Linked DNA regions of Mus musculus: region 2 is linked to region 1. A link is a loop called in an ENCODE intact Hi-C map of the cell type or tissue named here. Cell type or tissue: heart. All regions are shown on one strand. Links, peaks and the distances in the headings refer to the core of each region. The heading gives the core; the rest is flanking DNA.

The links. Peaks named below come from ENCODE experiments on the same cell type or tissue, not always from the same donor. Only the 100,000 strongest peaks of a DNase experiment are listed, where the experiment ranks them.
Region 2: a loop joins it to region 1, with 8 times the contacts of the local background. A loop is called at or near these places in 1 of 42 quality-filtered maps.

The regions. Positions count from the first base shown.
Region 1 is chr1:172,125,171-172,128,394 of GRCm38, forward strand. Pex19 (peroxisomal biogenesis factor 19) reads left to right here and starts at 1,585. Exons shown (of 8, transcript NM_023041.3): 1 at 1,585-1,678. The coding sequence starts at 1,609. In heart, for the core only: no CTCF peak of the experiment used is centred there; DNase peaks (open chromatin) are centred at 1,601 and 2,511; H3K4me3 peaks cover 1,994 bases; H3K27ac peaks cover 1,448 bases.
Region 2 is chr1:172,219,138-172,222,361 of GRCm38, forward strand. Casq1 (calsequestrin 1) reads right to left here and starts at 758. Exons shown (of 11, transcript NM_009813.2): 1 at 275-758. The coding sequence starts at 553. In heart, for the core only: no CTCF peak of the experiment used is centred there; DNase peaks (open chromatin) are centred at 504, 784 and 1,494; H3K4me3 peaks cover 1,550 bases; H3K27ac peaks cover 2,500 bases.

The DNA of each region.
Region 1 (3,224 bases), core at 391-2,890:
CATTTTAAAGTTTTATATGTGTGTTGTGTGTTTAGGTTTTCCTCATAGTATCTGGGTTATTTATGCTGATTATCAGCATTGCTGCAATGAGTAAACTGGAACATACATTGTGTGTGTGTGTGGGGGGGGGGGAGTGTGCCTGACTGAGGAGGAAAAGCTGCTCCAAAGAGCACAGGACTTTAGTGTTTTCAGATTTAAGAGTTGCTTTCTTAAATATAATCCTCAAACTAAGACTGCTTTCTCAAAAATGTGTATATTACGGGAATATTTTCTTAAGTTTTATACATTCTTCCTTCAAGGTCAGGCAAGAATCTGGCACAGCAATTCACAGCCATAATTCGGATTCTTGGAAGGTTAAAGCAGAACAATTGGCTAAAGAGCAAGATGCTGTCTCAAAAAAAAAAAAAAAAGATATCATGGTGGTTAAAGAGATGGCTTAGCTGTTTAGAGCAAAGACTGTTCTTGCAGAGGACTCAGGTTAGTTCCCAGCACCCACATCTGGTGGCTGCCAACCACCTATTGCTCTAGCTCCAAAGGGATTTGCCACTTCTTGCCAGCTGAATAGAAAAGAGAGACAGGTGTGGTGGTACACGCATTTAATGCCACCACCCTCGAGGCAGAGTCAAGAGTATTTTTTTCGTTCAAGGCCAGCCTGGTCTACAGAGTTCCAGGAAAGCCAAGGCTACATACAGAACATTCTCGATAAAACAAAAACAAGACAATCCCCCCAACACACAAAGAAAACTGAAAGAAATGATTCAAAGAAAGAATGCTTGTTTTTTAATCTGCTTAAGTAACATCTGTGTTTCCAATTCTATCTCCAGTCAACCTCTACAGGTAGGACCATCCCTGATCCACTTGTAGATTTCACTGTGCTCAGCACGATTGTATACAACAGTAGATGCTCATTATACGCTAAAAATAAATTGGATGATCTTTGTTTATCTGTTTTGTGTATATGTCAAGGAGCATATTCGGAGGTCAGAGCCAGCACATGATAGACATCTCTCCTACCACGTGTGCTTTGAGGATGAAACCAAGGTTGCTTCAATTTGGCAATCCTGTCTCAAGCGAAAAATTGCTCGTTTAATAGCTTCGTATTTTAGCTGAGCCCTGTGCTGTAATCTCTGTCCTTGGGAGGTGGAGACAGTAGGATTAGAAAACCCTGCCTGAAAACAAAACCCAGATTAAAGATTCCAGGTTAAAGATGGGGCAAGCAAAACGCAATAAACCCTCCCACCCCTTCTGACCCGCCCCCACAATACAGCTGGGCCTCATGGGTCAAGTAGTTTGGAAGTGGAGACGGGGAAGGGAGACCCCGATTTCTGGACCAGCTTGAGCAATCTATCTAGTTCAAGGCAAACCGCTGTGGCTCTGTAGCTCCAGTAGCCGAGTGCTTGCTTAATACGTGCAAGAACCTAGGTTTGAGGCCCAACCCAAGAAAAAAAACAAAAACAAAAACAAACCCAGTCTCCTGTCCCTTTAAAAATGGCGGTCCTGCACGGTAGAACGATATTATTGGCTGCTCAAGTCATGGGGGCGGGGTTGGGGCGGGGCATGTGGTGGCGCCAGTGGTTCCACCTCCTACGGCAAGTCGGAGGCAGTAAGATGGCGGCTGCTGAGGAAGGTTGCGGTGTTGGGGTCGAAGACGACCGGGAACTGGAGGAGCTTCTGGAAAGTAAGAGTGCACGATGGGAAAGACCAGAAGTATCGGGGAGAGGATCCATCGTGGGGGTTAGAGGAACTTGAGGTTTCTGAGCGGGGCGGGAGAATCTCTTCAGTGGTCAGCGGGGGAGGTGGTCTGAGTTCGACCCCGGCCCTCTTTATTAGCTGGCTGTGTCCAAACCGCACATCTCCCTGCGAAGGGGAACACTAACCGTAAAGAGCTGTTTCACGAGCCCCTTACAAACTTCTCTTGCTTTCGATTGTCGGATTGTTGTTGAGGCAAGGCTCTCTCACTCGGTATCCCAGGCTGATCTGGAACTCGCGGCAGTCTTTCAGCCTCCGCCACTGGGAGTACAGAGATCACAGGCTGGACCCACCAGGATCGCCTTCTGTAAATTATTAAAATCGCCTCTCCTTTCAGTAGCAGGATTCACAGAACAAAATAATCTTTAAGCTCCAAAGGTCCATATGTCCATGATAGTATCTTTCTTAACCCGAAACGCCTTTTTACCGCACAGTCTTTCCTCATTCTTTTACCAGACCCTTAGTTCTTTCGTGCGAGTAGTCAAAGAAGTCTCCTTTTAAAATTAGTGTGATGTTGAGAGACTGTCTCGTGTAGTTTTAGGCTGACCTCACACTCATTGAGTACTGTAGAGTGGCCCTGAACTTGTGATTTTTCCAGTCCCTTCCTCCGCATTCTCGCATGGCACCACAATGCCTGACATCCCTTATTTATCCTTTGGAGAAAACAAAGTGAGCCAGCCCCAGGGGAAAAGGTCTCCTCTTCCTGAAAAGATGGTGGACCTTCATCTCTTTCTTGGCCTTGCACTCCACTCCCGTTTCCTGCGCCAGTGAGGCCAGTGCCCTTTCCCTAGTCCTGGCAGGCAGAGTGATGGTGACAACACAGGCTTTTCAGGGCAGAGGTGAACCTTTTATCTCTTGCTCAGTCACAGCGATATAAGCAGGTAGAAAATGAACAGATGAAGTGAGGAGTGCCCAGTGACTGGCCTGGCCCAGGCTTACTGCATATGAGGCCAAGGAGGCTATAGGTGCCTGTTAAGGGCGATCTAAATTGGAGCATTATTTAAGAGTTAATACCTTCTTGTCGAATGTATCCTAGTAGTCAGAACGGTGGAAAGCCGGGTGGTATATTCTGTGCTTCCTCAACAGACGATATTAGCTAAGGCCTCAGAGTGAATTCCAAGAAATAAGGCTCTCTCTCCCCTCTTCTTCATGTTAGATGAAATGTGTAGGTTTTTGTTTGTTTGGTTGGTTGGTTTGGTTTTTCAAGGCAGGGTTTCTCTGTGTAGCCTTGGCTGTCCTGGAACTCACTCTGTAGACCAGGCTGGCCTCGAACTCAGAAATCTGCCTGCCTCTGCCTCCTGAGTGCTGGGATTAAAGGCGTGCGCCACCACGACCCAGCAGGGTTTTTTTTTTTTTTTAAGGGAATTTTATAGTGTGCATATAGAGATTTCTTTGCACAGCTTTTATTTAATTCTCTCCTCCTAATTCTGAGATGAACACTGGTTCTGTGTAAAAGGGTTTCCTTCCCAACTGGT
Region 2 (3,224 bases), core at 360-2,859, 94 kb after region 1:
CAGTGCAGGGTACTGTGCAAGCTCCCCCCACCCAGCTTCTCCCCCCCCCCAGCCAAACCTAGTGCCCCTGCCTCCTGCAGCACAACTTACCAACAGAAGGGTAGGACCTTGGTCCCTGAGTCTTTTTCTTTTTGCCAAGGCCACATTCCAGTCATGTACTTGGTGGAGACAGAGGCCCAGCAGCCATGCTGCTCTTAAGCTAGCCCCCACCCTCAGACTCAGGGCTCACCGAGGGGACTGAGCATGCTCTCCAGGCCTGCTATTCTCCACTCACCTCCAGGATTAGCTCCTCCATCTCAAATTGTCTCTGCGAGGCCTTGTCGTCCTCGGGGGGCTCATGGTAGAGGAGGGCCAGCACCTCATACTTCTTAAACACGTTCTTGTAGTTCTTGGCGTTCACATTGATCACACGGTCCACACCGTCGTACTCAGGGAAGTCCAACCCATCTTCCCCCTGGACCCCTAACCTGGGCGTCCCTAGCACCAGTACAAACAGCAGTGCCAGCCGCAGCTCGGACACTGCTCTGGCCCCCATCCTGTCGGTAGCTCTCATGGAGGTAGTACAATCTGGGCCTGCTCTCCTGGTCCAGAGGAGGTTAGCTGAAATAGGGAGAGGTGCCCCTCGGATACAGAATCCTGAGTTAGGGGCTCCAGGTGGGGGTGGGGTAGAGAGTGGGCCAGAGCAGTGGACAGAGGACACTGCTGGGTCCTGGAGAAACTGCCGACAGAGCCAAGAGAAAAAGGGTCAGGAGGAGGAATAGGAGCAGGGGCGGGGAGGGAACCGGAGCTGCCCCTTGAAACTGGCACCCCCTCCGTCCCCACCTGGTCCTGTCTAAATATGTCTCTGTGGTTGGCAGGAGGGATGGATAACCTTCTGAGGCCAGGACAGCTCCATGAGAGCCTGAATCCTCTCACCTCCTATACCTCTTCCCTAGGCTCCCTCCCAGCAGCTGGTTCCTTCCCCCTCCCCCAGTGTCCAGGACTCCTTAGCCCCTGGCCCCATGCAGGCCTAAGAGCTCATCGCCATATTAAGAAAGGGAGAGAGAGAGATGCCGGATCTAAAAATAAGACCAGATGAGTTAGGGGTAAGTGAGGCTGGGGCTGGAGGAGGGGGGATGTAGGGTATCCAGGGATCCCAGAGTAGGACAAGGCCTATCAGAAAGAAGTACAGGTAGCAAGGACGACACCTTCTGGGCCAGAGGCTAAACTGATAATACAGGAGAGAATGTGGTATTTCTAACTCCTAAAATCCAGCAGTCTTCTATAGGTAAAGCCTATTTCTTTGATCTTATGGACGAGACATGAGCAATAAAAGCGCATTCCAGGCTCCAGGAAAGAAACCCCCGTGCAGTTCCCTTTAAAGACCGTGGACCAAGGATGAGATCATTCTCTGAATAAAAGATGGAGCGGAGTCCAAGACCAGAATCCTGGCTTAGCTCCAGTCAGTTTCCTTTGCTTCACTCAACAGTCCCAACTCAGGAATGCAGGGGGAAGGACAGGGCTGGCCCGAGTTCCATCCTGTAGTGATGGCGACTTGGGCTTTCTCTGCCTGTACTGCCCACTGCTTCGTGGCGCTTCCTCCTCTGAGGGCTCTGGCCTGATCCCGTGGGACTCTGATTCTAGGGCATAAGGGGCTGGGAGGATTCCTCAGACTGCACAGGTCTATAGAGAGCTAATAGCTACTATTCATTCCTATGTCTTTGACAAGGACAGATGATCCGGTATAAGTATGGGAAAAAGTTAACTCGAGGTAAACAGGAAGAGGTGGACCCTGTGCCCTTATCGGACGCTGTGGATTAATTCTGTGCATCTGAGGCACACAGCTGAGCTGGAGGTACGAAGGCTGTCATTTTTAGGGTCCTAGCTTAGAGGTGAAGAGTTGAATTAAGCTTTGAGTACTTAGCAAGGACTCCTGCATGGCCTTCTAGGGCTCATACTATATTTAGGTAAACTGAGGCTCAAGAGGGCTCAAGGGGGAGATCACAATAAAGTCAGACTTCCATGTCCACAGTGCAACGTACTTCTCATTCTAGAAGGATGGCGTTTAATTCGCATCTAGGAAGAAGTATAAAGTTATGCTAGCAGAATAGCATCTTGCATTCCCATGGGGCAGACCTTATATAGCTAATTTAGCATTCTTAAGAACATGTCAGGAGTGGATCCAAGAGGGACAGCTGACATTGTAGTGGGAGAGGCCAGAGGTAGCCCAAGCATGGCACTGGAGCTGAGGAGATCTCAGAATCCTGTCTCTTCATCTCCCAGGAGAGTGACTGATGTGCCAGGCAGAGCTTACACCCGTGGCTGCAGAGGCCACCCAGGAGTGACGGGCAGGCCTGCTCAGTAGATGATCCAGCCATGGTGTCTCATTTCTTCAGGGTTCTGGGGAGAGGGAGCTATCTGAACGGACACTGGCACACCAGACCTCTTCCACTGTGAACTGAACCTTAGGAGCCAGACAGGACTCTGGTGGTGACCCTGACTGCTTCAGCGCCTCCTTGTCTGTGCAGCCACCACTCCGTTCTTCTGGCCCTTTACGGCCCCACTTCCACCCTTACTCTCTTCAGCTCCCACACTACTACTCTAGGCCTCCTCTCTCATGCTTTCCTTTCTTCTTTCTCCTCAGCCCCCTTCCTTCCAGGCTGCCTGAGTGCAGGCCTCTGGATCTAACACGCCTCAGCTCCCCGTATCAAATGACCCTGAGTTGGGGCGTCTGTATTTTTAACCCACCAGACACTCAAAGCTCCTCACTACTGAAACTTGAGGAGCTGGTCCCTCCCCCTCCCCCTCCCCATCTCACTCACACACCTCCCCACCCCTGCTTCCATCTTCCAGGGTCTGTTTCAGCCCTGTCAGCAGCCGAGGTGGACCCCACACTGATCTAGCTCTGTCCCCAGGAGACCTTGCACTAGAAGCGGGAGGAGTGGAAGGAAAGCTCTGAGAAAGGGGCCTGACATAGAGAAAGAGGGGCTGGCTACACCTTCCAGTGGGAGGGTTTCTTGTTTTGTTTCCTCTTTCTTTGTTGTGTCTGCCAGCCACAGTCCTCTACCAGTATCCCACTTATTTATTATTTTATTTAGCCTTGTTTGTAACTGTGTTGGGTCCGAGTTACCACTATAAGACAAGTTTGAAAAGTGGTTAAGGATACACATTCTGGGATGGGGGCCCCTGGTTTCCTCTAGGAACTACTGTGCAATGGAGGGAATATGGTCCCAAGAACTGATGGT